Linked DNA regions of Homo sapiens: all the other regions are linked to region 1. A link is an interaction called in ENCODE POLR2A ChIA-PET data of the cell type or tissue named here. Cell type or tissue: HepG2. All regions are shown on one strand. Each heading gives the region's core, and the rest is flanking DNA. Links, peaks and the distances in the headings are about the cores only. Region 1 has its middle 84 kb from the start of FOXQ1. Region 2 overlaps FOXF2-DT (FOXF2 divergent transcript). Region 3 overlaps LOC105374879 (a long non-coding RNA gene). Region 4 holds the start of FOXQ1 (forkhead box Q1). Region 5 overlaps FOXF2-DT (FOXF2 divergent transcript).

Region 1 (6,183 bases), core at 1,412-5,411:
ACCTAGAACTCGGGGGAGAAAGAGCAACGTGAGAATCAGCAGAGGAGGGCATTTAAGCCATAGGATGTAAAGTATCCAGGGAGAAGAGGAAGGTAAAGCAGAGACCAGGGCCTAGGCCTGTGTCCTGGAGCTCGAGCGTCGAAAGATTAGGAAAAGGAAGGGGAACCAGGAAAAGAGACTGACAGGAAGCTACCCCTGAGCAAAAATAAAATTAAATTAAAATTAAAGCAAATGACAACAACAACAAACCAAGTTCGGATGCCCCGGAAGCCAAGCAAGAAAGAGTGAGTGACCTGTACTAACGATGTCTATTACCATCCAGCCAGGTGTAGGATGGGAACTAGGGAATGACATTTCATCCGACCGTGTGAAACTCACTGGTGAATACGGTAAGAACGGAGGAAGTAGAAACTGTCTAGAGAACTGTTTTTTATTTTAATTGAGAAAATGGTTAGATTTTTTTTTTTAGATTACCCGTTTAATTTTTTATTATTATTATTATACTTTAAGTTTTAGGGTACATGTGCACAACGTGCAGGTTAGTTACATGTGTAGACATGTGCCATGTTGGTGTTCTGCACCCAGTAACTCGTCATTTAACCTTAGGTATACCTCCTAATGCTATCCCTCCCCCCTCCACCCACCCCACAACAGGCCCCGGTGTGTGACGTTCCCCTAACTGTTTTAAAAAGCCTTGCTGTGAAAAGGAAGACGGAAATAAAGCAGTAACTGGCATGGAAGGTCGCCCAAGGGGGGGACTTTTCCTAAGTAGGAGAGAGTCCGAATGTTCGTGTGCTGTTTGAAAAGATCCAAAACAGGAGGTGAAACCAATGCTGCGGCAAGAGGGCAGACCTCGTCAGCGAGGGTGGCCCTTGCTCTGGAGGGGAGAGTGGACGACCTGGCACACAGCTGGAGGGAGCCTCCTGCCAGAGGAGCAGAGGCGGCTCACCCAACAAGGAGGGGCAAGGAGGGGCTTCAGTACTCGAAGCAGATGCAGGGATGAGCTGGCTCTGTGTCCACGGCTTCTGTTCTCTCAGCCAAATAAGAAACCAGATCATCAGCTGGGAGTGGGGATAAGGAGGGACTCTGTCATTGAAAGGGGGGAACGGCATGAGGCGGAGGTCCCAGAAGTGCCCAGTTGAAAGCCTTGGGTGTAACTTGGAGCAGAGCTGTCTCCCAGGCAGATGAGGGGCCAGGGCAGGGAAAGCTTGGAGCTAAGCTGAGCTCTGGGTTTTTCCAGGAGCCTTGAGGGTGTGTGCAAAGGCATGCTGAGAGTGCGGCGCCTTGCACTCTACGCCGTGTGGGTGTGGGGGTGTCAGTGTGCAGGAGTCAGGAGGAGCAGGGGCAGTAAGTAGGCTGCCGGGGTGGGCCATGGGGGCCAGGAATGGACAATGATGAAATCACTGGTGATGGCAAGTCTAAGGAGTCACCGTGCAAAGCAAGGACTGGCAGGAGGTGGGTGGAAACGCCTGTAAGTGCAGAATCGTCCGTGTGTGGAGAGGTCTTGCAGTTGCCAGGAATGATGCCAGGAGAAGAGGTGAAGAAGCTGACCATGGGAATCTACGGTGACTGCAAGGGGAGCCAGGCCTTCGGTAGGAAACTGTAGGGAACGGTAACATTCACTACAGGAGAATGGTATAGTCTGAGGGGTGCAATTCAAAGGAGATGGGATTTTTCAGGGCAAACAGGGAAAATGGTGGGGAAGCTGCTAGAAGGAGCAGGTGAGCATCTAATTCCAACTCCAGGAACAAGGGTCCTGGGGTTTGGGAGAAAAGGCATTGTATGCTCAGCAAGGTCCCCATGGGCCTTCCAGGTTACAAGCAGAGTAAAATTAAATAATAATGGAGCCAGTGGTTTTAGAGGGAAGGGATGTTTCCAACTTGTATACCCCAAGGTTTCTCAAGCTCTGCGCTATTGACATTGGGGGCCAGATATTTCTGTGTTGGAGGCTGTCCTGTGCATTGCAGGACACTTAGCAGCATCCCAGGCCTCAACCCACTAATGTCAGTAGCATTCCCTAGTGATTGTAGCATAAAAAGGTCTCCAGATATTGCCAAATGTCCCTGGGGGCAACAGCACCCTAGTTGGGCATCTCAGACCTGCCCTAACAACCACGGTGCTGTTCCTCTTTACCACGGAAAGTGTCCCTTGGGAGAAGCAATAACACACTCCCATGAAAGACAAGGTTTTCCTTGAAACAAACATCAAGGTGGGGGCCAGTATTATCCCTGTTTCAGCAACAACCTAAAGAAAGTTGCATAAGGAAATCACTGTCCCGTGGCCTAAACACTGGTAGAATTGGCTTACTGTAGACCTCACCAGTCTATGCAGTATTTATAGCTAAAACTTCCAGGATGCAAAATTTAAGCCCTAGAAACATACAGGCCTCTAAGGGGTTCTATCAAAACCTGCCACCGATTTCCTAAAAAGAGCTAGCCTTATCATGAAACTTACTCTATAGATTTGCATGGGGCGATGTGCCTCATTATCACAGCTGTGCACTGGTGTGAATAAATGACAATAGGACAAGCACGCAGATCTTTCCAAACAGCATGCACCTGGGCCGCAGGCTGGCCGAGCGCCTGAGGGTTGCACCACCTACAATATCATCATTGTGTAATCCAGTCCTCCCTCTGTCAGCACAACAGCACAATCTAGAATCACCGATTTCCAAATCACAATGTAATCACACTGTAATCTATGTGTTTAAGAAAGGAGAAGCCACACACATACAAACACGATCACACACCATTTCCTTGAAGTCACCAGAACGGCAACATCTAGAACAAATAACCTCCTCTGGGAAGGTTCATTTCTCCACGGTTAACCATTGATGGGCTGGCGTGATCCCTTTAAACATGGGTCGCCAGAACTCAAAGCCCACAATCAAGGGTTTATCTAGGAGATAGTATTCCACAGCACCTGCTCAAAAAGGACAGATTGCCTGGAGCGCTACAGGCTAGCAAGGTAAACTTACGAGTGGGTGGCCTCCTTCAACAAAGAAACTGCACTTCTGCCCTTCTTAATGCCTGGAGTTAATTCCATCCTCAGATTTCATTTGAACTCACAATTCTGGCACTGAGGATCAAAGCCTGCAGACACCATTATCGAGTGGATTTAGATATTCAGCAAATGCACCCTTTCCCTGTCTCACACCTTTACCTGCTGGTGAGTTGGATGGTCCCATTGGAACCCAGCTCTTTCCAAGGTTGAGCAAGAGAAAAAGAGGCTTCAAAACCAGTGGTCTCCTGCCCGGTTAATGAACCACTCTTCAAAGAGCTGTGTGGGAAGCAAGCTTATACGCTGAAGCAATGCCTCAGATGATCTGTGACCTCTGCGTAGCTTGCCCTCCACCTCCCCATTATGACAGCTAGCTAATGGTTTTCTGAATATTTCCAGCCTGGAATTCCCCAACTTTCTTGAGGATAGTAGAGCCCCAGAGGCAACAATTGCAGGGCACGGAGCAGAATTTTTTGCATCACCTCTCAGTGAAGTTTCAAGAGACATGTTTTTCCCAAGTGCACTCAACGCCGACGCCTATCCAAACTCCTCACTCTCTCACAGGGCTCTCAGGGCAGGACGGCGTACCCCCTCTGCCCCAGCCAGTTCTCCTTACCTGAGCACCCATCCTCTCTTCCTTTCTTTCCCTTCGTGAGAACGAGGAGGTTGGAATGGCGAAAATGTTTTCTATGCCAAACAATTCTGAGCAGAAAGAGGACCTTTTCCTCTGAAGCTGTGATTGATCTGAAGGAGGCTAACTTCATTGGAGAGCAGTGGGTTCCAATTTGTCACCAGATTACAAGCAAGGGTGTTTCTCCTTTCTCTCATTTCATCAGTTAACAATTCATCAACATGTGTTTATTGGCACCTGCTATAACTCTAGCTCTGTGCTATGGATTTCAGGTGGCAAAATACATGGAAGACATTGACTCTTTCAATAAGATGGACTGCCCACTATGTGCCAGGCACTGAACACGCAAAGACGAACCAGTCTCAACCCCTGCGGATGAGGAGCTCAGCCTAATGGGAAAGGCAGGTATGTAGACCAAGGTTTCCCAGCCTCGGCTCTGTTGGCACCTGGGGCCAGATGGGCCTGTGTGTGGGGCTGTCCTGTGCGTGGTAAGATGTCTTCAGCATCCTTTACACGCACCCATGGGAGCATGGCACCCACCTCTCCCCAAGTTGTGACAACCAAAAATGTCTACAGATGTTGCCAAATGTTTTCTGAAGAACAAAATCGCTACTCTCCCCTGTACTGAGAAACACTGATATAGACAAATATGTACAATATAGTGTAATAAGTATAGTAGTGGAGTTATATACAAACTGTGGTTGCTGCACAAAAGACAATGTAAACATCTTTGCCTAGGAAGGGATCAGAGGAGGTGAGACTTGAACAGAGCCTTGAGGGAAAGAGTGGGGACTCAAGGGGTACACAAGAAAGGGCAGGGGTGACATCAGGTGGAAAAGTGGTGTGCAGAAAGGCGAGAAGACCCAAAACTGCAGGAAACTGCAAGCACCTGAGCAAGATCCAAGCTGAGAGCATGAGAGAAGGCGAGTGGACGAGGGAGCCAGGAGGGGAGCGGCAGCCAGGACACCGAGGCCTCGGCACCCGCACAAAAGGGTTTGGCCTCTCTTTGTAGAAGATGGGCACACGGGATGTTTTCAGCAGGACCTGATGTGAAGAATCATTTTTACTTTTTTCATTTCACTGAGAAAAAGATATTGCCTTGCTCTAAGGAACACTGAAATCTAGCATAAAAAAAAAAGACACACAGGAAACGTTACCAAACAGGCAGCCACATCTCTTACAGATACAATAAAGAGAACGGGAAGAATCGTCACTACTGGTGTTTATAAAAAACAGTGTGCAATTCTTCTTGTGAATAATATTGCTGTCTGTATTATTGTTTTAAATAAAGAAACCTCTAATTTCTTCATTGAACATTCACCAGGCTGGGAATCTTTCCAAGTCGGGCACTGGGTCTGGCTTATCTCTGTGCCCAACAGCTGGTAGGGAGCATGGCACGTTGCAGAACCTGGGTGAGTATTATGGGATGAATGATGTTCCAGACCAGGGGTCAACAGACTTTTTTGTAAAGGGCCAGATCACAAATACTTTTGCCTTCGTAGGTCAGGTGGTCTCTGCCCTACCCCCTCAACCGTGCCCTCCTAGTGCAACTGCAGTCACAGTCTATGTCTAAATGAATGAGCGTGGCCGTACTCCTGTAGAAATTTATTTATAAAAAGAGGAGGCAGGCTGCATTTGACCAGAAGATCATAGTTTGCCAGCTTCTGTTGCAGACAAACGTGTTCTCAATGAGTTAAAGAGGAGACGTTATTCAGAGTATTTATCCCAAAGTAAACATCCCCAACAAACACTGGGAAGACAGCCTCTTGGTCCTAAGTTCATGTTATTTGTCTCCTCTTACAGATAGAGGTACTCACTTGCTCTAATAAACTCAAAGTAATAGAGTGCTAGAAACAAAGAGGTCTAAGTTAACTCCTTCCTTTTACTGCTAAGGAAACTAAATCCCCATAATCTAGAGTGCCTTGCCCAAAATTCTGTGGCTGTCTTCCTCTGATGCCACAAATCTGGGGAAGAAAACTTAAACCCATTGCATCTAGGTGCAGAATTCCCTGCTTATGCACTGCCTCACTCTTGTGGGGGGCTGAGTGAGCCAGGCTTTCACCACGGAAGGGTGATACTCCAGGACTGGCAATGAGAAATTCACTAAGCCACACTCAGGTGGGATATTTGGCAATGCAGTCCTATGTTGCATCACATCCAGTCAGGTTGCAGAGCCAGCAGTGTCCACATTGGCTACGTCCAGGGAAGCACTTAACACCAAAGCCAGAGCTGTTCCAGGGTTCCAAAACACGCCAAAAGAAACGAAATCCATAGCATTTGATTTAGCAGAGAACACAAAGCACGCAATAGTCACTTTTACTTGGATTCACTGATGAGGAGGGCTTGAACACCAAGGTCTTGATAGTGGTATTCCTTCCAATAACGTTGTACCCAAGCCCCAGCTGAGAGACCTTTAAAGATCTATTTCCTGTTGATTTGGGGGAGAATTCCCAAAGTGCTATAATTTGGTTCCCAGTGCACAGCAAACTCTGTAGCTCAATACAAGTTAAGAGATTGTCTGAACCTCTGAGGCACTTAAAGCTTTCCATAGG
Region 2 (6,183 bases), core at 1,033-5,032, 97 kb after region 1:
TACAAACACAGCAGAATATATTGGATGCCTTAGGGTACAATGGATATATACAACTTGTCATTCTAATGGGTCATAACATGTATTTCCAATTATGTTTCCCCCAGTGTGCTCCTGACAACTTAAGTTTCTCACAAAATCCCAGCTTTGAGAATTAGAGGAGAATGCTTACTTCACAGGCAGGAGACAGAAGTTGGGCTATTTTCAAGAGATTTCATCATAAGCAAGGCATTTAGGGCTGGGTCGCATGGTGGCTCCCAGGCCGCTGCTCTGGGCTGACAGGATCAGCTCAGTCCTTTGTTTATTTAAGAACAAAGTCTAAAGGCAATTCTCAGGGTAGCAGAGTTGATATAACCTAAAAATGCAATAGCCTGGGTGCTCCCAGCACTTTGGGAGTCCAAGGTAGGAAGATCATTTGAGACTAGCAGTTCGAGACCAGCCTGGGCAACATAGTGAGATGTCTTCTCTACAAAAAAGTAACAAGAACAACAAAAAATTAGCCAGGCATGGCGGCTTGTGCTTGCAGTCCTAGCTACTTGAGAGGCTGAGGTGGGAGGATCGTTTGAGCCTAGGAGTTCAAGATGCAGTGAGCTATGGTGGTACCACTGCACTCCAGCCTGGGTGACAGAGAAAAAACTCCTGCCTCTAAAAAAATAAAGAAAAATAAAGCATAAAAATATCAATGTAATTAGCACCAAGGGCCTCAAGGCATGGGAACAAATGTATATGTGTTCATACAAATATAACATGAGAATACTAATGCTAAATGTGGAAACACTGAAAGAAGATAAATACAGCAACTAGAGAAAAGCCCTGAAAAAAATAACTCAAATAAGAATAAATATTACTATTTAACAAAGTGTATTCCAGGTAAGTTCTCAGGCCCAGGGAACGTATGAATAATAAGGGTGACCCTATCATCCCCACAGATAGACCCACCCTTACTTAAGAGAGCTGGTATTTTTCTGGGGAAGTCAACATTTGTAGGAGGCATGCTCTAGTCCTAGCACCCCGACTCCCCTGGGGAAGCCACCATCCATGGCATGCAATGTGGGGGTTGCCCTCAATTCTCCAGGACTCTGAGCCTTGAGCAGGGGGATTCAGGGGCCAAACACAAGTCAGACTGATTTGCTCCCAGGGTCCTAGTGAAATGGTCCACCAGCTTCCGCTGTGGGCCCTGGAGCTTCCTCAGCTCCTCTCCATTCTGGGGAAACTCAGTCGAGTCTTCCTTTGCTCATTTGTCCAGAGCTGTTTCTGCTGTTGGTTACCTCCTCAGGCCTGTGCAGTCAGCCAGACACAAGGCGAGGAAGCCAGCATGGTCGGCCCGCTCTTGCCCCCGTCCTCCATGAAGCCTTCTCCTCCTACTGGCCCTTTTGGCAACCTCTGTGCCCAGCTGGAGGATGGAGGGATGCAGAAGCCAGGGGCCGTGCAAAGCAGGAGCAGCCACTCTGCAGGCAGCAGCTCTCTCCCCCTCTCTGGGGGACAAACATCACGGGCTGCTGGTCCCCAATATGAATACCCTCTGAAGTCTCAGGCTGGGTAAAAGGTTACCTCCTTAGGTTGCATGTACACGACACACTGAAAAAGGCAGAAGGAACAGAAATCAGATCCGTGGTTGCTGAGGGCTATGGTGGGCACAGCTCTAAGGGGCACAGGGAACCTTGGGGTGAGGGAAATACTCTACATCCTGACGTGGCTTCAGGACTGCACACACTGGCCAAACTCAGCGCCTAGAAAGTGGAAGTTTTTGCTGCATGTGAGTTATACCTCGACAGCCCTGACCCCAAGAACCCATTCTCATAGAGTGAAGGGTAACACTTGCTGAATTGCCCAAACCAGGGCACCTTCCCAATAACAGTTTAAGTTAAAGGAGATACAGCTTTATTTGCAGCATTTCAGCTAACTGGGGCTAGTTAGGGGGGCATGTTTTCAGGGCAAAGCTAAACTTCCCAGTACCTCTTAAATCATGCACAGTATGTAGCAGCCCCTTCCCACTCTGGGCAAAGCCATCTATGGCCCTGGTGCCTGCTGCACTTCAATATGGGCATGTGTCAAGCACCAACATCTAAAAGGGGAACCACACCAGCATGAAGCTGCCTCCACCCTCCCCACATTCACTCACACTGTCTTCTTCAGCAGGTACATAGGCCGAGGAAGCAAAGGGGGACTCAGAGCCCACAGCCCATGTGGAAGAGAATGTGGCATTTCTGCAGAATCACGTGCTTCCGAAAGCCTGGATTTGTTCACAGGGTAGTTCCTGGGGGATGCTGCCAACTTTTAAGGCCTGGATGAGCACCCTGCAAGGACAAGTCCCCAGAGGGGGACCGAGATTTAACACCCACAGGACTCTGTGGCCCCCCCAAACTATCCAGCACCCTCACCTTCCCCGTGCCGGGTTTCAGAAAGCAGCTCCAATGTGAAAAAGATCGAGCACATGCAATTCCCTCTGCTCCATGACCCTTCCCTGCACCCTGATTCCATAACCACACGTGTAAGAATGCCGGGGAGATGTTGTGCAAACCAAGCACTTTTGACCCCTTGCGGCAGTTGCACACAGTCAGCAATCTGAAAAAAGATAATTATTAGTTCTCCTATTTATTAGCTGAGCCCTTTTGAGTAATAGCCTCTGGGGACATTCATACATGCAATAAAAGTCCTCATCATGGTTAAGTGCAAAATGATGTGGCCTATTCTAGATTTTTGCTGAAACAAACCCTCAAGCCCAGGTAGTTCCTCTCCCTGGAGTTGAGAAAGGCAAAGACTTTGACAAGCACCTTCTCCACTCTTGTGTGACTTCAGCATCTACTTCAGAAATATTTGTTGAGCTCATTCAGGGGGTTGAAATCAGTAGGCTAACTCAGCCAATTTGGATCCAGCAAAGATGAATCTGAGCCCATGTTTTCTAAAATGCAACCTCACGATGAGGTGTGACTGAAAAGAGCTGTCTGGCGGCCCAAGTCCCCTCTTCCATGAGCAAAGTTGAAGTGTTTCAGCTAAAAGATTGGGGCCTAGAACAAATCCTGCCCAATAAGGCTCTTTCATGAGTCACAGGAAATTAGAACTACCGTATCTTTTAGTCACAGTTGATTCAATAGAATCAAGACCCAGCCCACATGCAGGCCCAATGGCTGGCTGTTTGCACAGAGTGATTCATGAAGGGAGCCCAAATTCTCTGCCCGATAAGATCTCTCTCCACACACTTTTCTGTTTGCCTCACCGATCCCAAACCCCCACCCCAGCTCATTCTGCTGCCTGAAATATCACCCTTTGAGTCATTCTGTTGAGTTACATAATAAAAATGGGGCATAAGTTCTACAAAAAGGAAAAAAATGGGGGAAGGGGGACTGGGCGGAGAGACACAGGGAATCATTGATCCATGACAAACACAATGTTCCCTTCCTCACACCTCTGTTAATTGCAAGGTCCAAGTGGACCAGCTTGTAAGCCTTGGAAGGACTCAGTGTGAGTACTGAACACAGCTGTCCACAGACAAACACAAATGGCAGTCTGCAAAAAGAAAACCCTGCTTCAATCTTAGCATTGTATTTTCTGCACCTCACTAGCAGAGGTGTTGGGTGTGAATGAAACAATCCATGACACTTGTGGTGACCAGCAGTACCTTCAATTCATACAGCAAATGTGATGTTAAGTTCTACCACCCATAGGTCACAATCAGTTTTCCCTTCTGGGGGTCCCTCTTCCTTTGTCCCAGGATGTGAATCAATGCCAGTGTGTAGACACCCCACAACTTACAGTGGGGTCACCACCCAATAAACCCATTGCAAAGTTGAAAAATTGTAAGTTGGATCATCATAAGTCGGGGACCATCTGTGCTTAAAGAAATGTGCTTTTAAATTCCTTTGACAGATCATTTTGCTGCTGCCTACAGCTTTTCACCAAAGTTATAAAGCAAACACAGGCTTAATAAAATATGCAATCTATGTTTAGAACCCAGGCTCCAGGGGAACGGGAGCGATGCAGAGCAAACAGGTAGGATTGCAGTGAGTCGGAGAAGAGACCCCCACCCCCCGCACCCCTGCACAACCCTCCGGTCGGCTTCCTCACTCCCTCCCCTCACTTCCTCTCTCTGCCCTACTGGAGAAGGAAACACTTTGTTAGTGCTAAGCATGCCCAGTAGCCAAGGCCAGGCTTTAGCTCTAAGTCAGAAGGAATCTAAAGGATAAACAGGATCCAAGTCCTCCATTCTCTGTTCCCTGCCAGGCCAGGGAGCAGACTGGTTCAAACAGACAGCTTCCCTGACGCATCCTACTAGAGAAGCCTTGATTGTTGGATCTCCAGCAACGTTCACGCTGCCCTCCTGGAGGAGGCTCAGGGGATGCCTGCTTAGGAGCCGAAAGCCCAAGCCCTCTCAGCTGTGTCAGGATGATGATAATGGGTGCAGGTCACTCCTTTCCTTAGGAACGCTTTTAGACTTTACCACATCTCCCCTGGAGAAAAGGGTTCTCCCCTGGCCTGTCATGCAGTTATCTCCAGAGAGGCAAGGAAGGCATGGTGGGCGGGCAGGGTCACGTACCATGAAACCCAGCAGTGGGGCAGCAAAGCCACAGTATCAAGTCTTCAAAATAAGGAGCAAGAGGCGCAGGGGCAGTCCCGGCATGGGGAGAAGACAAATGACAGTCTGCAAAAAGATAACCCTGCTGCCGATCTTAGCATTTTATCTTTTTTTTTTTTTTTTTTTTTTGAGACAGAGTCCTACTCTGTTGCCCAGGCTGGAGTGCAGTGGCACGATCTCGGCTCACTGCAACCTCCACTTCCCTGGTTCAAGCAATTCCCCTGCCTCAGCCTCCCACCTCACTAGCAGAGGTGTCAGGTATGAATGAAACAATCTGTGACCCTTGTGATAGCAAGCAGTGCCATAACAAAATTGCTAAGAGAGGAGATCTTGAGTGCTGTCACCACAAGCAAATGAAATTCATACAGCAAACGTGATTTCATGGCAGCAGAGCTTCCTGGCCCTGAAGTAGAGATCAAGCCGGGCTGCACCCTCGGCTGCCAAAGGACTCCCTGCCGTGGCTTGCAGGGGGACCCGTCCGCTCAACCCCTCTCTCAGTAAAAGAGTTGGAGCACAAATTAATTTGGTAGGTGCCAGAAATAAGTAGGGGAGGAGGGAGGTGAGCCGGTGGACAGAAAGCAGTGGATACAGGGTGAGCTGTCCAGCCAGCTACTGCTGAGAGTGACTAGTGCTGAAGGCCATGAGAAAACTCTGGGAATGGTATGATACACTTGCCTGGGAATGATCCCAGCAGAGACCAGAGAGACAAGGGCGTGATTGGTTGAGAGGTCCCCGGGTTGGTAGGGGCATGTCTCAGCTGCCATGCATTGGAGCTGAGCACTTCCCGTGCCTTCAGAGAGAACCTTCTAGCAGATAGGGCAGCTGAAAGCATTTAATACTCACCCCCACCACAGTTCAGCCCTGCAGGCTCTCTGCATCCACACCAGGCCCTTTCAGTCAAGACTGGGATCCTGCAGTAGGGACAGTGATCTAGGAAATGGCCTCTGACTTGCAGCATTTGCTAAATTCCATGGTGAAAATGTACTCACAATGGCCCATCTCAAACCATCAGCAGCCAAACACTGGATGGGACATTCCTGCACATGCAACCCCTGGCTGCTGTGCCATGAGCTAGTAGGAGCCTGCTCCAGCACACCACAGAGGCTGAGATGGGGATCCCCTTGCCTTGAGGCTCAGGTGTTGAGTCACTGGCTTTGCCTGGGGACAGGGGCCTTTGGTCCCAGGGATCCTACCATGGGATCTTCAATCCAGTAACAGCTCTCGTGCCTAGAGCTGATTTCTAAAGTTAAAGATTCGAGAGTGAAGAGGCTATGTAGTTCAGTGATTAAGAGCATGGACTCTGAGGCCAGCCTGCCCACATTTGGATCCCAGCTCAACCATGTGTCATCTGTTGTAACCTTGAGCAGGTAACCTCTCTGTGCCTGTTTCCTCTCCCATAAAATGAGGATAATAATAGTAATGACCTCACAGCATTCTTGTAAAGGTTAAATGAGTGATTATATGCAAAGTTCTTGGAACAGTGCCTGACACATAGTAAGCACTACTTAAATTTAGCTGTTATTATTTAGGGATGGAAATGAACAGTTGATAAACCTGAATTCTAAGAGCATAATAAAGTTGTCTGGTTCATCCTGAAGACTCTGCATTTCTAT
Region 3 (6,183 bases), core at 990-4,989, 62 kb after region 1:
CAGGATAAACATTCTTATATATTCATTATTGTGCATTTGTTCAGTTATCTCCCAGGAATAAGTTTCTGAGAGAAGAATGACTGGGTCAAAAACTATCAGAATGTTCAACGTTAATGTATATTGCCAAATTGCCCTGCAGAAATGGGGCATCAGGTCCTACCATCCCAGAATTGCACAAGAGAACCCATCTCTCCACATCTAACCAACAGTGGTTACTGTCAATCTTTTCACCTGTTTTCCAATCTGATAAGTAACAAATAATATGTATTTGTTGTTTTAATTGCATTTCTTTGATTTCAGTGAGATGTTAAATTACTAATTGTTATCAATGCAAATATACTACTAGCAGTGACAATTGCTAATCTGCACTGAAAAATTTCTCTGCACCAGGCACTTTACTAAGCCCTTTACAGAATTATTTTCTTTTATCCTCACAATAACCCCTCAAGGCAGGGAAAATAAGTATCCCTATTTTACAGATAAAAACAAAGGCTTAGAGAGGTTACTTTGCTGAAGGTCATGGAGCTAGTAAATAGTGAATCCAGAACTCAGTCCAGGTAGATCTACCCCCAAAGCCCACACTGGGTAGCAAGCATTATCCTTCCATTTATTTCCATACACACACTCACTAATTCTGTGTTTCCTCTACGTATGTTTCCACAGGCGAGTTTTATGTCTTTATGACCTTTGCTCATTTTTTTTCAATTGGAGTGCTTATGTTTTTCTTATTAATTAGCAATAACTTTTGGCTATTAAGAATATTAATTGCCATTTTTAAATCTACTTTTTTCTCTATGAAATGTAATTATATACAATTTACAACTTTCACTTCTGTTTGTGATTAGTGCAATGATGTGAGTAATGACTTCAATAAGCCCTGAAGCCTGATGTCGTACTCCTCAGGTATAGGTGAGCGCAAGAAGCTTAGCCAAGCAGATGGGGTTAGATTTTGCTGGTAGCGCAGCCATGGACATTAAGAGGGTTGGATAAAAGTGCACACAGCAACAGGAATGGGGGATGAAGTGACAGAGAAAGCTAGCAGACAGGGTCGCACAGTTGCAATTTCCCCTTCGTGAGCCTCTATAGGAAAGGGGTCTCTTTTTCAGTTTTTCTCACCTTGCGGGACTTTTTCTGACACTTTCCCTTACTTCTGCCACCATATCCCAAGAACAGGAGTTTTGTCACACAGTACAGTTTTAGGGCTTCAAAATCTCTTCTTTTCATTCCAAAATTTGAATTAATCCTTTATCAAAGCAAAGATTAAGCTTTGACCACAGACCATCTTCCCTAAAGCAGGACAGGTGCCAAGGGGGACATGGGGGATTGGGGCCCAGCTTGGGTCCCACCAGGCACTGACTGGCAGTGTGACCATAAGGAAGTTGTTTTTCCATCCCCTGGCATTGGTTTTCTCACTAGTAGAATGGGGATGATACAGCCATGTCACAGATGGCTTTGAAATTATATAAGAAAACGTTTACCAAGCACCAATGCCTGTGTGACCCTGAGTGTTTAGAAGCTGGGCCTCTGCCGCCACCGGTGTCTTTAGAGATGGGGACATCCAAGTCCTCTAGGGCTTTCACTGGAGAAATGCGAAACACTGCTAGGACTCAGCTACCCTGCTACTAAACTAGCACTTCAGTTGACGTTTCTCCAAGATTGTCCCAAGAGACACTTCCAGAGCTAAACGGCAGGACAGCAAGACATTTCCTCGCTCCAGTTGCCCTCTTCTCCTCTGTGTGGGCACCAAAGCCCTTCACCTGCTGCCTCATCCTAGAATCCACAATTCCTTGCCTCAGTGACTATTGTTGAAATATCTGTCGTCCCCAAACCCTCTATCTTTGGCTTGGATTACACAGGATATAGTTATACTACAGAGTTATAGTATAAATGAAGCAATACCAGGATTCATTCAGAGAAGATTCCCCAGAACATCAGAACTCATTGGAAGTAATAGATGAGAAAGGCAATCCTCCTAATTTCCTACAAAGACCAAAACAATCCCTCCTTTGCTGATGCCGGCTAGTTAGTTCCCAGCCATCCCTCTCCACCCCCAGCACGCCCCTCCTTTGGCCTTGGGGTGGGTTTATTGTCATAGCACCCTTCGTTTGCAGAGCAATGTAGATGTAGAGGAAATGGAGTTATGTGCATGGAGCCCCACTCTTTGCCAAGCACTGTAAACACACCTCATCCTCACAGCAGCCCAATGAGATCCCTATCATCACCTACTTAACAAAAAAGGAAGCCAAGATCCAGAAGTCTGAACAGTTCCCAAAGCCACATAACTGGCCAATGACCAAAGTGCAACTCCTACCCAGCTGCATGTGCCTCCAACGCCCCTCGTCGCCCCGCCATGCACTCATCCTTACAAAGCACTTTCACATGTGTTTTCTTCTTAGTCTGCCCCCAAATCCTTCAAAGTAGCACAGCTCCCTTCCCACTGTCTCCATTTATTGATGTGGGGCTGAAAGAAGCTGCAGAATGGATTCTTATCCTCACTGAGTGGCATGTGGTGCCTCTGGAGCCAGGACCCCAGGCATGGGCCTGCACCCCACCCAGGTAGCCTCCTACAGCCAGGCCTGGGATGGAGAGCAGCCACCTGAGAGCTCCAAAGTCCTCCACTGAAGGAAGACAAAAATATTTACCTTGTTTCTGTGATCAAAAATATTCTACTTAGAAATACTTCTGGATATTTCAACAAGATCTAAGTCCACATTGACCAACTCACTGGGGAATCCTGACTTCAGGGGCCCTGGACCCCCAACCCTCCTCCCCAAGAGGATCACTTAGCTTCAGCAAGAAGGTGCTGCTGTATAGGCCTTCAGCCCCAGCTGGAGGTCATCTCCACAGCTCCTTTTACTTGTAAAAGTTTATCAGTACAACCAGCCCCTGAGGGCCACAGAATTAGAGGTAAAACCAAGCATAGCTCTGAAGGAGGAAGTATCGAACTGCAGCCAAAACAAATGTTGCCTGAGACGAGGGATTAGAATAAAACTACAAGAAGAGCTGGCACAATAAACACACTTACGCTGCATTATTCAAGGGCATGAGGTATGAAGGGCAGCTCACCTTGGAGAATGCAATCGTCTGGTCAGCTTGCAGCCATTTTAAGCTGCATTCAGTGAGGTGTCATTAAGGCTTTGGAACATTCTCACTGGTATCATAGACTTTTTGAACTCAAAAGGATCTTTGAGACAATCCATTCCCATCCTCATATCTAACAGTTGATGGAACTAGTGTCCAAATAAGTTCAATGACTTACTCAAAGTTATTTAGCTGGTCAGTAACAGAAAAGTGACCAGAAGTCAGGTGCAGAGCTTCAATAACATCAACACAGATTGCCAAGCCCTCAAAGACACTGTTTATGTGCACATACACAGGCACATGTATACACGTGCATATGTGCACACAGACACATACATATGTGATGCAAATGTAAGCACACATGCACATACATACATGCGCACGCATATACTCACATACATACATGCGCACACATATACTCACATACATACATGCACACACATATACTCACATACATACATGCGCACACATGCACATGCATACATGCGCACACATATACTCACATACATACATGTGCACACATACTCACATACATACATGCGCACACATATACTCACATACATACATGCGCACACACATACATGCACACACATGCACATACATACATGCGCACACATATACTCACATACATACATGCGCACACATATACTCACATACACACTTCACTCAGACTCTACACATCATGTTTTTATCAAGCCTTTCTGGGCATCCAAGCAGGATATAACTTGGGTAACGTGGCTGAGCATGCAGCTGACTGAGAGGCACACTGCACCGGGAGGGACCTTGCTTACCATTAGCTTTATATTTATACCTGTTGTTCCTTGACAGCCAGGCCAATAACAGCACCGACCTAGTGGACTGTACTAGGTTTCCCAAACGACTGTGTGGGAAAATGTTGACCAAGGGCTCTGAATGGTGCCTGGTGCCTAACAGATCCTCATTCATGTCCTAGATGGGGCTGTGTCATTTCTTACAAGGCAGGAAACAAATGCAGTGTAAGGAGCAGGGCTTCTGTGGTCAGACCACCCTGGACCGGGACCCCTATTCTGCTCTTAACTCTGGGCAGCTTGCCCACCCTTGCTTGGCTGTGGCACCCATGTATACATGAGTTGTTGTCAGGAGTGAATGAGGTGATGGCACTGGTTGCCCAATTGCCAGCAAATATGAAGTGCTCACGAACAGAAAGGCAATCCAGGGTGCAACTTGCATGTCATAGAGAATCACACCAGCCTACCTCTTCTTTTCCAAAAATCCAGGTCTACAGTTTCCTCCTTGAGGGTGATTTTTGTAATCCTGCAGCACCAGGATGTGTTGGCTGTGGCCTGGAGTCAAAGCTCCAGGAACTTCCGTAGAAGAAAAGTTTCTCCAAAACCCTTTCAAAAGTCACCTAATCAGGAAGTCTCTGCAAAGGGATTTGGAACTGACTTGGATGGGTTCTTTCCTGGTAGACACTCAGCACTTGATCTTCACTATATTACTCTCCACTTGTTGCTAAATTCCTTTCTAAGCATCTCAAGTCATTTCATCTAGGTTTGCTATTCTCAACTCCATCACAATGGCCTGGGGAACAATAATTACCCTTGTCAGCTAAGACAGCATGTCCACCCAGTAGGAACTCAAGAGCCTGCTGCCAGAATATCTTTCCTTCCACCCTACCCTAACCGTGAAGTGAGGCACCAACATTCTTTAAGGAATTCTGCTGAAGTCACAGTTTCCCAGAGGCTCAATTTGATGCTGGGGAGAGGAGTGGGACAATCATCCCCCTCCCACATCACACATTCTGGACACGAGCTCCTCTTCAGGGGCCAAGTGTGTGAGGCCAGATTCCATCAGGAGGAACAAGACAGAGACTTCGCAGGATGGCCTGGTCCAAGGACAAACTCAGACCCCCTGAGGGTCTCACACACTTGTCATGTGCCTGGTGAAAAAGCTCATTGCCATGGTCAGCCCTCAGAGCTAAAAATATTAGAAGCTAAAGTGGTAGAGAGACAGGAGAAAGAGCCACGTCAACTGAGGTGGGAAGGTTCCTGCCAGAAAGGGTTAGTGTCGAAAAAGCTCTGCACCCATCGCCCTCACTGTACACACACACACACACACACACACACACACACACACACCCTTTGCTGATGTGAAATGGCAAAATGGCTAGATCAGACATTTGGCCTAGACTGAGCATCTTCAGTCTCAAACCACACACACCATGGAAGCAGCCTCTGGTGAGGGCATGTCACAATTCATTGACTTGTTGAGCCTCCCCACAGGAAAAATATAGAAAACTGCCAAGGATGCAGCACCCAACAACATATGGCTCCCATAAATCACATTCTTATTCTCTAAAATCTTCATTATTTATGGAGCAATGGTCCTAAGAAGACTTTTTCAGGAAATTAAATTCATATTGAATTTAATCCTGCCTGCAACTCTTATTTTCCCAGTGAGGAAACAGCTACTGGGAGATGAAGTAGCTTGACAAGACTACACTGCTGGAAAGAGATAGAAGACTTTAAAAGAGACCACAAAGCTATAGTAACCAAAACAGCAAGGTACTGGCATAAAAACAGACTCATACACTAATAGAACAAAGTAGACAGCCCAAAAATAAATCTCCGCATTTACAGCCAACTGATTTTCAACAAAGGTGTCAATAGCACTTACTGGGAAAAGGACAGTCTCTTCAATAAAAGATGCTGGAAAAACTAGATATTTATATGCAGAACAATGAAACTAGATGCCTATCTCTGACCGTATACAAAAGTCAACTCAAAATGGATAAAAAGTTGAAATGTAAGACATGAAACTATGAAACTACTAGAAAAACAACATAGGGAAAATTATTCATGACACTGGAGTAGGCAAAGATTTTTTGGAAAATACTTCAAAAACACAGGCAACAAAAGGAAAAATAGACAAATGGGATTACATCAAACTAAAAAGTTTCCATACAACAAAGGAAACAATCAACACAGTGAAGAGACAACCTACAAAATGGAAGAAAGTATTTGCAAACTATGCACCTGACAAGGGATTAATAGTCATAATACATAAGGAACTCATACAACTCAACAGCAAAAATAATAATAATAATAATCATCATCCAATTTT
Region 4 (6,183 bases), core at 745-4,744, 83 kb after region 1:
CATCAATATTTCCACAGGGAGTCACCTTAGGTATTTTAGGAATTAAATTATTTTCTTCCCAAGATTAGTGTTTAGGAACTGGGTCAGTGAAGCACTATCAAATTATGGAAAGCGTTAAATTTGCAGATAGTTTCCACAGTTAATTAAGTTACTTTGTGCCCAGAGATACATGCACTATCTTCCTAAAATCACCACTTCAGGGAGGTCATACGATCATGGAAATATGAACTTATCTTTTGCCATAGTTTATTCACTTATCTCCATGGAAATTAAAGGGCAAGGGGGAAAATAAGCTAATAGGTGTTTCTTACCTACAAGTGTTTGGTCAAGCTCCACCTGCAGGCATTTTTTATTAACCCATCAATGTACTCCCCAAGGAATGGGAATTAAGGGGCAGAAATATCCAAGCACTTCTGGGAAACTTTAAAAAAATGCATGTGACGTCTGGCAGCGTCTGGTCTCCCCAACTGTATTCAGCCTTGAGGGTGTTGTGGATAGACACGCCCTGCTCCATACATTCTCGGTTTCTCTGATAGCTGCAAAAGGTGAATGATTTCCCCGCTGTAAAACAACAGCTAAAATTGATACCGACATCAACCACAAATGGAAAAAGCAGTGTTATTTCTGGTTTTAACAGAAGACAATCATGTTATCCTCAGCAAATGGCACATTCATGTGTCAAGGATAGGGGAATACAGTCATGAAGAAAAAAAGAAAAAAACCCTGCTCTAGTGGAGCTTCCATTCTAGCTGAGGTAGGGTTTTTTTTTGTTTGTTTGCTTGTTTTTGTTTTGTTTTAATCCTATCCAGGTGGTCCACGGCCTGCCATGCCATCTTCCTTCTCAAAGTCCACTTAGGTGGCTGCAAGCAACCTCTCACCTGCCCATTCCCTAAGTCACTCTAAAAATAGCAAAGGGTTTCCAGCTGAGAATTCACCCACCTCCAACTCACTCTCTTGCCCCCCAACCTTTTCAGGCTCCAAACTTGCAGACAGCAGCCCACAGGATAGACATAAAAGGTGGGGCAGGTCCTTGCCCCCCTTGCCCCAAATGAAATCAGGGTAAGGAGAGGATCCCCTGCAGCTGGGGAGGGGAGGAGGTTGGGTAAGAAAGGGGGAAAGTGGGACATGGAGGTGGGGTGAGCCACCTTCCCTGGCGGCGACCAGCATTCCTTGGTGGCAGGACACCTTGGCCCTGGAGTCTCGAAGAGGCCTCCCTTGGACTCTGTAGCGACCACGGGTCCCACCTCAAGCCTCCTTGGCTTTACCTTCCCCATCAAATAGTCATGTGCCCTCCTGCCCTGCCCAACCCCAGAGTTCAAGAGAGAAAAACATTCATTACGAACGCCTTTTATCCCTGGCCAAATCCAAGCCTCTTTACCTCGCTATATATATATAGATATACATATTTGTCTCATCCCACTTCCCTCTCCAGGTCTAGTGAACCATCAACTCCAAGGCTAGAGCTGAGCAGACCCCTCCAGAAAGGCTCATCTCCCAAAAAGCAGCCATTCCCCACCTGGCTCCCGAGGCGCATACTTAATAAAGTCAGTCTAATCTCCGAACGCGATCCTTCCCCAAATACAAAAATAACAGAGCTGTGGCTGGGGCTGTCATGTTGCCCGCCCCATTGTGAATGGCTTCAAAACTCCCTGAATAAAGATAAGAGAGGATTGTGTACGTTTTCAACACAAATGGTGGAAAGTAATAAAATAAACATCAAAGGTGAGCTCCCACCTACTAGCGGCTCCGTCGCTTTTTGTGCAACAAAGGCAGGAAAAAGGAGGAAACTCGGCGTGGCAGGGCAGCGGGCTGGAAGTGCACCTTCCCGGGGCCGAGGCGCCCGCTCCCTGGACTAATGACGCCGCGTGGGGATCACGCCCCGGGCGCCCTGGGGTGAGGAACGGTCCCCCCTTTCGAGATTGTCCGACACTGGTGCCAGTGAGGTCACAGCAAAAGTCCCAAAGGAATATTGGAAAGAAATGGCCGTGAACCGGTTTGTTCTTGCCCCCGCCCCCGGGAACACGCCCTCTCCGTCGTTCCTGTTGACTGTCAGATCCCGGGAACCAAGCGGCGGAGCTCGGCGGCATCTGAGGCTTCCGCAGGGACACAAGTGCAGGCACAGCCCAGCACCCTGCGCCAGACACAGCCGCCCCAGGGGAAGAGGAGGACGCTGCTGTCCTCCCGCAGGAGTCACCAGCCAGGTAAAGAAAAAGGTAAAGTAAGACAAAGAAAAGTGAAAGTCGGAGCCCATTTAGTGAGCAAGAGTAAAGGTCATCCAAAAAGGCGCATACAATTTCAAGCCCAGGAGTGCATTCATTAAAACAAGAGGAAAAGACAAGATGGTCCTTGAAAGGAGCTCATAGGAAGGGGCACAGCACAAGGCTCCCGAAAGAGGTCACTGCAAGTGTCCTGCGCAATTTCTGTTCAGCACCTCTGCAGTGACGACAGGGGTTTGCTTTCGTAAGCAGCATCGTTTTCACTACTACAGAAGCACATACGCCGCGTGCAGCTTAGGCCCGAGCAAAGTCCCTGCTCCCCTAGACCCAGTCCCTTCAGGTGTCCCCCTAGGGGAACTGTGGCGTGTCCCCCCAACCAGGCGCACTCGCCTAAACTGCGTCCCCGAACTCCAGGGCGCAGGGAGCCCTCGCGGGCTGCCCGGGGCTGGGGCCCACACCTGAACGGAGGAGCCGGCTGGCGGAGCGGCCCCGCGCGCGCACACACGCACACTCACAGACACGCGCAAACCCACAGCGGCGCGCGCGCTCCCCATTGGCGGGAGGAGGAAGGCGGGGCCGGCCGACCCAAAACAAACAACCTGCGCCAGCGACTTTGCCGCCGCGCTGCAGTGTGGCCTCCGCCTGGTGCGCGCCCGTTGGGGAGCTGGGGAACTGGGGAGCCGCCACCACCTCGGCCACCTCGTTCCCCCACCCCTTGCCGTCCGCGCTCAGGCCCCGCCCCCGCGGAGCCGCCGCAGGGTTATATTGGGCCGGCCCGAAGGTGGAGGCGAGACGCAGCCGCGGCAGGCCAGCGGGGAGATGCTGCCCCGGAGGCTGGGAGCGGGAAGGCGGCTGCGGGCGCAGCGGCCTCGGGGACTCGCCTCCGCGGGTGCTCAAGGCTGAAGGCGCCGGACCTTCCCCCACGGTGGCACGCACATCATCCGGCACCATTTCCGTGCCCCGAAGACGCCCGCGCGGGACCTGGGACCGCCAGTGAAGAACCCCTCCTGGGCTCTTTAACGAGCAGCAGATGCGCATGCTGCTTCTCTCCGGCAGGAAAGCCTTCTAAGCCCGGCGTGCTCGGGCACCCGAGGGTGGAACCGCGGCCCCTGCACACACTCACCCCAAAGTCTCAACGTCGAACCGAAGGCGACACCCACCCAACTCCTCCCTCTCCGCCCCATAGTCCACCCAACACTTGCAGCCCCTCCAGAGAAAAAGCCCAGCGGAAGAGGACTCCGGAAAAGTGACTATCTCGGAAGACCAGGGTAGAGCTCCCGGGAGAAAAAGGCGAAGATCCCCGGCCCCGGATCGCCATCCCCTTCCCTGGCACCAGCTTCTCTAGGCTGCGCGAAGGAAGAGGGTACGACGCCGGGGAGGGACTGGGTGCGCGGGCATGAAGTTGGAGGTGTTCGTCCCTCGCGCGGCCCACGGGGACAAGCAGGGCAGTGACCTGGAGGGCGCGGGCGGCAGCGACGCGCCGTCCCCGCTGTCGGCGGCGGGAGACGACTCCCTGGGCTCAGATGGGGACTGCGCGGCCAACAGCCCGGCCGCGGGCGGCGGCGCCAGAGATACGCAGGGCGACGGCGAACAGAGTGCGGGAGGCGGGCCGGGCGCGGAGGAGGCGATCCCGGCAGCAGCTGCTGCAGCGGTGGTGGCGGAGGGCGCGGAGGCCGGGGCGGCGGGGCCAGGCGCGGGCGGCGCGGGGAGCGGCGAGGGTGCACGCAGCAAGCCATATACGCGGCGGCCCAAGCCCCCCTACTCGTACATCGCGCTCATCGCCATGGCCATCCGCGACTCGGCGGGCGGGCGCTTGACGCTGGCGGAGATCAACGAGTACCTCATGGGCAAGTTCCCCTTTTTCCGCGGCAGCTACACGGGCTGGCGCAACTCCGTGCGCCACAACCTTTCGCTCAACGACTGCTTCGTCAAGGTGCTGCGCGACCCCTCGCGGCCCTGGGGCAAGGACAACTACTGGATGCTCAACCCCAACAGCGAGTACACCTTCGCCGACGGGGTCTTCCGCCGCCGCCGCAAGCGCCTCAGCCACCGCGCGCCGGTCCCCGCGCCCGGGCTGCGGCCCGAGGAGGCCCCGGGCCTCCCCGCCGCCCCGCCGCCCGCGCCCGCCGCCCCGGCCTCGCCCCGCATGCGCTCGCCCGCCCGCCAGGAGGAGCGCGCCAGCCCCGCGGGCAAGTTCTCCAGCTCCTTCGCCATCGACAGCATCCTGCGCAAGCCCTTCCGCAGCCGCCGCCTCAGGGACACGGCCCCCGGGACGACGCTTCAGTGGGGCGCCGCGCCCTGCCCGCCGCTGCCCGCGTTCCCCGCGCTCCTCCCCGCGGCGCCCTGCAGGGCCCTGCTGCCGCTCTGCGCGTACGGCGCGGGCGAGCCGGCGCGGCTGGGCGCGCGCGAGGCCGAGGTGCCACCGACCGCGCCGCCCCTCCTGCTTGCACCTCTCCCGGCGGCGGCCCCCGCCAAGCCACTCCGAGGCCCGGCGGCCGGCGGCGCGCACCTGTACTGCCCCCTGCGGCTGCCCGCAGCCCTGCAGGCGGCCTCAGTCCGCCGCCCTGGCCCGCACCTGCCGTACCCGGTGGAGACGCTCCTAGCCTGAGTAGCGCCGCGGGGCCCGGGAACGCCGAGTGCGCGCCGTCGGGGAGGCGGGAACGCGGGCCCGCGCGCGGACTTTGCACTTTGAATCCAGAGGAAGATGAATTTTTAAAATCTCCATCAAACGTGCCTTAAAGCTAAAGCATTTTGACAGGAGTATTTAAACTTAGTCCAGGATATTTTCCTTTGTGTTTTATAACTTTACAGAGGACCAAAGCAATTCTTGTTTTAGTTTCTTTGCGAAGCCTGCTCCTCCTTCCCTTCATAAGGACTTTTTTTGTCTTTCTTTAACGCCCAGGCTTCGTCTTATTTCTACTGTTTTTGTCGCAACTTCCATTGATTTATGTCCCTTCCCTCCCCCCTAAGTACATCAGGGAACCTTTCCACACTATAAATGATATGACTACTGTTTGGGGTTTCTGGGCCCCCATCCGTGTACGTATGTGGCATTTCCAGGTATGACTGAGTGTGAGAGACATGTCAGAGGCTCTTCAGTGATTTCTTGCTATTGACCGATGCTTCACTGTGCCAAAAGAGAAAAAAAATGTTGGGTTTTGTAATTAAATTATTTATATATTTTTGAAACCCGAATTGAAAATGTTGCAGGCAACGGGCTACAGCTTTATTAGTGGTTCTCTAACTGTGGTCTCCTTGGGCCAAGCAATTTCTTTAAAGGAAAAGTTGATTATGTATGTGGGGTGCCAGGACCACTGCCTTGAAAGCAAGTGTGATTTTTATTTTTAATATTATTTTATTTGTGTCTGTGTACATATTCATGTATAAATTTTATGAAACCCAAGCATAGTGCTTATTTTTTAATAAAACAACTGACTTAACACATTGTGATGATGGGTTGGAAGTGGAGAGATTTTTATGTCTGTCCCCCCTCCCAAAAAAATGGGCTCAGGTTTTGGTCTCAAGAAACTTCCTCTGGAGATAAAAATATTTTCCTGAATAATTCGATAAAGGTATTATAGAATGGGCTTGCAGATTTCCGTATGAGATGCATTGCTAGACAGATTTCCAGATAGGACTTCCATTCATGGGCTTTTTAAAAGTTGAAAACCAATTACTCCTCTAATTAGTCACCTAAGTGCTTCCAGAACAAATGAGAGGGAAGTGTCCCTCTCTCCCCCAAGAATCCTTAGCAGGCAAGTTGAGTTCTTAACAAGCCTAGAGTCAAACAGATATTTTCAGGTAAATTGGTTTCGATTTGGGGCTCAAAAAGTTGGAGCCCCAATTTTTTTGACAACTTTTTTGTCATAAGACTATCTTAAAATATCAAAGGTGTCTTCAGGGCAATTTCAAAAGCAATTTAAATGTCATAGTGTTTTTGTCAAAACAAAACCATCCACCTTTTTAG
Region 5 (6,183 bases), core at 1,033-5,032, 110 kb after region 1:
AGTGAAAACACCCCACACATTTAGAAACTATAGGAGGAACACTAAAAACCTAGGGTGTATACCGAATGAGATGCCTTGACTCTCCCATAAGAATTTTCATCTGTTGGCCAGGTATGGTGTCCCACACCTGTAATCCCAGCACTATGGGATTACATAGTGCCCAAGGCGGGCAGATTGCCTGAGGTCAGGAGTTCAAAACCAGGCTGACCAATATGATGAAACACTGTCTCTACTAAAAATACAAAAATTAGCCAAGCGTGGTGGCATGCGCCTATGGTCCCAGCTACTCGGGAGGCTGAGACAGGAGAATCGCTTGAATCTGGGAGGCAGAGGTTTCAGTGAGCTGAGATCACACCATTGCACTCCAGTCTGGACAACAAGAGCAAAACTCCATCTCAAAAAAAAAAATAATAATAATAATCTGTTAAACCAAAAAATACAATGCAAAAATGTTATTGAAATGAGACTAACAAAAAAGTTTTTAATCTCCTTATTTTCTTTTCAAGCATAACTAGATGGAAAAAGATGAAGATAATTCATCTGCTCAATTGTTTTTTTCAGCTCAGTGATTCTCTGTCTTCTATGTTTACATTGTCAAAATAGAAATAGGTCCTATTAGCTCTAAGGTTTATGCACATAAGTGATTAATCCCATTTAAAGTTTGTGTTTCTCCCTTTCCTCCACGAGCCCTCAGTTTTCCATTTTTCTCTCACCATCTTCTTGCTATCTTTCCCTGTACTCTGTGAGACCTCCTTCAAAGGTCAGCCAGAATAAGAGCAGAATTTTTTTTTTTTTTTTGAGACAGAGTCTTGCTCTGTTGCCCAGGCTGGAGTGCAGTGGCACAATCTTGGCTCACTGCAACCTCTGTCTCCTGGGTTCAAGTGATTCTCCTGTCTCAGCCTCCTGAGTACCTGGGACTACAGGTGCGCGTCACTGTGCCCAGCTAATTTTTGTATTTTTAATAGAGACGGGGTTTCACCATGTTGGCCAGGCTGGTCTCGAACTCCTGACCTCATGATCTGCCTGCCTCTGACTCCCAAAGTGATGGGATTACAGGCGTGAACCACCACGCCTAGCCCAATAGCAGAATATTCTATGCAAGAAGAAGAGAGTAAGCTTCTGCTGGATCTTACAAAAAGCTTGCCCAGATCCTTTCAACTTCCCAGGAACCACCAAACCTTCCCTCAGCAGCATGTCATCACTGGAGCAGCAGGTTGATTTGCAAAACCATGTGGAGCCAACAAAATCTTCTCAAACCCAGTCCTCATCTCACTCCATTCACCAGAACACATGTCTAAAACAGCAAAGATTTCTATGTGTAAAGCGAGCCCATAAGAACTCTGGGAGAAAGCATGGAAGAGTCCTAAGTCTTTTTTGTAGAAGCAGGGCTCATCTGTGCATGGCACAAACCCCAAATGCTTTCTAAGAAAAGGTGGGTAAGTGTGAGTCTTTAAATAATGTAAACTTCTATTTGTTTAAGCAATAGACAAATGAGAAACATATTTGTGGCCTATCTGACAAATAAAGGTAATGATAAAGCTTTTAAAGTCAATTTTTAAAACTAAAAAAAAAAAATACAATAAAAATAAACAGTAGTCAAGGCCAGATTCCAGAAAATAATGCAAATAGTCCATAAAATGCAAAAAAATGTTGTCTTCCTTACTTGAAACATGAATTACAGCAATAATCATTTGCCATTTATTGCCTATTGGCAAAGATTTAAGAGTTTCATAGCACATGGAGTTGGTGAGGTTTTGAGGAAATAGGCAGTTCATATAATGTTGATAGGGTTGTAAATTGATATAACTTTTTCACAGGGCAATTTGGCAATATCTATTAAAATGTAAAATTTACATACCCTTTGACCCAGCAATTTCATTGCTAAGAATTCAGCCTAAGGGTTTGTTCTCTCATCTGTGCAAAGAGTGCAAGGGTACCAGGACACGTCTTGCTGTATTGTTTGTAATCTCCCCAAATGGGGGGAGAAAACTTGCTAATATCAATTTAAGAAACTGGTTAAATTCATTATGATACAAACCACACAATGGACTATTAAGCATGGGTGGATTCTTATGCTCTTGTGGAAAGGTTCTGAGATACACTGTTGAGTGAGGAGAAGTGTGCTGCGGACAATACATCGAGTGTGACCCCATTTGCAGTGAAGGTTAAATAGATATATATCCGTCTGTGTGAAAGTTTGCACGTGCAGAGGAAATTTTCAGAAAGATTTTAAGAAAGACTTAAATTGCAGTTACCTCTGTGTATCTGGTAAAGCTGGAGAGGTCTTTTATCTTTGGAAAAACATTTTATCTTTTACCTTACACTCTTGTATTCTACTTGGCAGAAGTCATTTTTATCATTAATGTGCATTACTTTACTATTAAGACAAACATAGTTTACTATTTGGGGAAGAATACAAAAGAGAAAAAGGAGGAGAAAACAAAGGAGGGAAGGAAAGCATAAAGGTTTAAAGGAGGGAGGAGGGAAGGAGAAAGGAAAGGAAAGGAAGAGAGAAGAAACCTCCTCATTCTTTTGAGTAGAAGGCCGTTACCTGTTTCAATGGAGACAGTTAGCAGCACATTTTAAAACTTAAGTAATTTTACCCAACTTCACAAACACTAACTTGTTGCTTCTTTTATAAATGAAAACAAGGAAGTCTCTAGGGTTGGTTTCGTCCACACTTTTTCTTAGGCTATATGCAAACCACCCTGGGATAAAGTCCTCACTGCACGTAAGCCAAGGGTGACTCCAGGGAGCCAGACGGCATTTCCTTCCATAATACACAAATTTGTATTTTGCCTGATGTTTTTGTCTCTGAGCCCAGATCCCACAGTGATAGGCGCCACAAAAGTACACAGACCAACAGAGGACGCGCCCTGATTTTGCAGAAGAGACCGATGCTTGGAGGTCAAGAGGCTGCCTGCCACGGATTCAGACTGGAAGCTTCGGCCGTCTGAGCAGATTAGAGCATCAGGCTTTGTCGCTAGTGCATGCAGGAGTTTTCACAGATAAAAATCTTTCTTTCTTCTCCTTAAGATTCTGGTAGCTAACCAGAAGCTACATGAATTTTTTTTTACTTACTTTTTAAGATTAAAATCATACATGAGGTCTCTTTTATAAGATAATGAGTATTGCAAAGGATTTTTTTTTTTAAAGAACTGGTTTTTAAAAATTGAGAGACTTTAACAAGGCTTGTATGTTTGTTTTTAAACTCCTTTTCTATGGTAAAGGAGGAAAGTTTAGGCCTACCACAGGACCAAGGCTTGCAGAAAGACAAAACTGTTCTGGAAGCAAATGGGACCCACTCCTTCACCTCCTTCCCCCGCCCTCCCTTTCCTCTCCTTGCCCCAAACTGAACTCTGCAACCATTACTGAAGCTTACAAAATATTCTGCTACTACTCGACAGTTTAAAAATTAACAAGCATGTAAAGCTACCGGGGGTAAAAGCCTGGAGCCTGTGGCAAGAAGCAAGCCCTGGCTGGATTCTGTAATTATTTCTTACGCAACTCCAGGTCGCAGTCACAGCTTTCCGAAGATTACACACTTCCAGCCGCTCAGCCCTGCTGGAGCAGGAGGGCCTGGCTCTGCCAGAGTTGTGTATGCCTCTCATAGCATCATAATTAGTCATTAAACAGCAGAACAAAGGGCCATTCTGACCAAGGTGGCACTACTGGATTCCTTTGCTTGCAGGAAAGGAGAAATTTCTTGCACGTTCTCCCCTGGAAGGATGTGAATGGGGTTGGGAAGGGAAGACCAAGATGTGGAGAGGGGTGGACCGAGAGTTAGTTGCAGAAGGCAGACTTCATGGGGATTTTCTGTCCCTGCTGCTGCGTTTCTTGTTTGTGTTGCTGCATAAACTCCACCAGACCAGCACGCTGTGACTGCCCTAGCCCGGCCCGATCAATGGGAAGGGACCTCTTGGAGGGCCTCTGTGCCTACGAGGTTTCCAGCCCTACCCCAGGCTTTTCCTTATTACCAAGATTGCTGCCCTCATGTTCACACATTTTATTTTTTATCAGAATTTTGCGAAATCAGAATTCTAAACTTCTGAGGCCCTAGATAGTTTTAATGAAGCATATACCTAGAACCTGAATATTCAGGGTAAAGTATTAGCCTTAAGTATAATCACGGCTAGCCCATGGATTCTGCAGATGAAGAAACTGAGGCCAGAAAGCCCAGTGGTGAGCTTTATTACAAACATTATGGGGGCTTCATGAAGGCACTTGGCTTTACTTTATTCTTGGAACTCAGAGCTAACCTCCCATGCTTTCTTTGTCTGCTCTATGAATTCAGTGTCTACCTGAAACCTCCACCCAACCTGTTTGTACACTTGGAAAACCCAACCTGGTGCATGGGCTGGGTGATAATCATGGCAACACTGCAGCCTGCAGGTAAGTGTGAAGATAACAGCAAGACAGCTGGAGAGTGCTACCTGCCAGCACACAGTCTCAACCCCTAAGAGGCAGCTGCGCCCAAGAGAGGAGGGATGTCAATGAAGGGTCACACCTTCAGTTTGGGCTGAAATGAGTGAGCTAAAGGAGTGGTTTGTTATTCAGAATTACATTTGCCAAAGTGTACTAGGGAAAAGAATTAATTTCCCACAGCATTGGTAAGAGGATTGGGTCTTTTTGCCTGGACTTTATAGAAGAGGTCAAGAAAGATGGAAAATGGCCCACGGAAACTGACTCGCCCACAGCGGCCTGCCCTGCTCAGCTGTGCCACTCAGTAACCACTAACAGCGACTCCAAGTTGACAAGAGAAAAACAGTCTTTTCACATTAATCTCATTTCCCTGTGTGAGAGTTTCACTAGACTACATCAGGGAAACACCACAGACACTGACTATCCAGTTCTAATACATCCGAAAATATCTTCAAGGATGGCATAGAGAAATGTAGGTTAGACAATTAAGTTACAGAGAAATTCCGTGGATTAATCAGTTGTAACCCAAAGGTGCCAGTTAATGGATTAACATCGACCTATAGGGACACATCAAAGAATTCTTTTCCACCATGTTTTCCAATGAACTGGATAGAAACACCTTCAGATCTCAGCTCAAATGTTACCACTTCCTTTGAGGTTTTCTCTAGCCACCCTATCTAAAATTGGGAAAAAAAAAAAAAAGTCCTCTCCTCTTTTATCTCTCTCTTCTGCTTTATCTTTCTCCTCGGCACTTGGCATTACTGAGTTTACCATATGTACCTATCTTTGTTTCATGTGTCTTTCACACTTGAATGAAAGCTCCAGGAAAATAGGGATTTCTTCCTGTTTTGTTCACCGCTGTATGCCCAGATCTTAGATTGGTGCCTGGTGGCTGGGCACCATGGCTCACACCTGTAATCCCAACACTTTGGGAGGCCGAGGCAGGTGGATCACCTGAGGTCAGGAGTTCAAGACCAGCCTGGCCAACATGGTGAAACCTCATCTCTACTAAAAATAAAAAATTAGCCAGGCATGGTGTCACTTGCCTGTAATCCCAGCTACTTGAGAGGCTGAGGCAGGAGAGTCTCTTGAACCTGGGAGACGGAGATTGCAGTGAGCCGGGATCGCACCACTGCGCTCCAGCCTGGGCGACAGAGCAAGGCTCCGTCTCAAAAAACAAAAACAACAACAAAAAAAAGATGCCTGGCATGTCAAAGTGCACTCAATAAATAGTCACCAAATGAACCAATGGATGGCAATAATGTGCTTGCTGAATGTGAAGATAGCATAAACCCAGGCGGGTGGGGGAAATATTAGATGGCAAAGTCAACAACCAAAATTATCTTGACAGGTGAGAACGACAGTCCGAAGCCAGCAAGATGGAATTTAACAGGCTATGTAAATCAATCCCACAGTTAGATTTCAGAAAAACAATTGCACAAGAACAAGATGGGAAAGATAATGTGGCTAAATAATACCACATGCAGAAATGACAGGGTCTCGGATGACTGCCAGCTCAGTCTGAGTCAAAAATAAAACCCTCCTTTCAAAAAAGTGTGATCTTTGCTGTCATCACTAATTAAAATAATCATAGTTTTCAGCACAAAAGTGTGCTCATATGCATTCCTGCACTTGAACTCACATCTTTTCATAGATACATGCAATATGCCTGTGATCAAGTTTATTCATTCCAGCCTGGTTTGTAAGAGCAAAGATGAGAGTCCACCTAACTGTCCATCAGTAAACAGGGGACTGGTGAAA

What was found. ChIA-PET counts read pairs that join two places held together with the same protein. Peaks named below come from ENCODE experiments on the same cell type or tissue, not always from the same donor. Only the 100,000 strongest peaks of a DNase experiment are listed, where the experiment ranks them.
Region 2: POLR2A ChIA-PET joins it to region 1 with 23 read pairs; 5 of 35 experiments call an interaction of 5 or more read pairs at or near these places.
Region 3: POLR2A ChIA-PET joins it to region 1 with 10 read pairs; 3 of 35 experiments call an interaction of 5 or more read pairs at or near these places.
Region 4: POLR2A ChIA-PET joins it to region 1 with 223 read pairs; 5 of 35 experiments call an interaction of 5 or more read pairs at or near these places.
Region 5: POLR2A ChIA-PET joins it to region 1 with 50 read pairs; 2 of 35 experiments call an interaction of 5 or more read pairs at or near these places.

The regions. Positions count from the first base shown.
Region 1 is chr6:1,225,414-1,231,596 of GRCh38, forward strand. No RefSeq gene overlaps it. Among named protein-coding and RNA genes, the nearest start is that of FOXQ1, 84 kb to the right of the region's middle. RefSeq lists an enhancer at 714-1,214. In HepG2, for the core only: no CTCF peak of the experiment used is centred there; DNase peaks (open chromatin) are centred at 2,688, 3,268 and 5,368; H3K4me3 peaks cover 2,410 bases.
Region 2 is chr6:1,322,634-1,328,816 of GRCh38, forward strand. FOXF2-DT (FOXF2 divergent transcript) reads right to left here. Exons shown (of 3, transcript NR_187218.1): 2 at 2,120-2,294; 3 at 842-1,575. Among named protein-coding and RNA genes, the nearest start is that of FOXQ1, 14 kb to the left of the region's middle. In HepG2, for the core only: no CTCF peak of the experiment used is centred there; DNase peaks (open chromatin) are centred at 2,488, 3,148 and 4,158; H3K4me3 peaks cover 577 bases.
Region 3 is chr6:1,288,045-1,294,227 of GRCh38, forward strand. It overlaps LOC105374879 (a long non-coding RNA gene), which reads right to left. Exons shown (of 2, transcript XR_001743918.2): 1 at 1-6,183. Among named protein-coding and RNA genes, the nearest start is that of FOXQ1, 21 kb to the right of the region's middle. In HepG2, for the core only: no CTCF peak of the experiment used is centred there; no DNase peak of the experiment used is centred there.
Region 4 is chr6:1,309,093-1,315,275 of GRCh38, forward strand. FOXQ1 (forkhead box Q1) reads left to right here and starts at 3,006. Exons shown (of 1, transcript NM_033260.4): 1 at 3,006-5,666. The coding sequence starts at 3,613. The coding sequence ends at 4,824. RefSeq lists an enhancer at 3,460-4,176. In HepG2, for the core only: CTCF peaks have their summits at 2,453, 4,138 (motif pointing left) and 4,744; DNase peaks (open chromatin) are centred at 2,059, 2,489 and 2,849; H3K4me3 peaks cover 3,624 bases.
Region 5 is chr6:1,332,062-1,338,244 of GRCh38, forward strand. All of the region lies in intron 1 of FOXF2-DT (FOXF2 divergent transcript), which reads right to left. Among named protein-coding and RNA genes, the nearest start is that of FOXQ1, 23 kb to the left of the region's middle. In HepG2, for the core only: a CTCF peak has its summit at 4,377; DNase peaks (open chromatin) are centred at 3,510 and 4,360; H3K4me3 peaks cover 1,599 bases.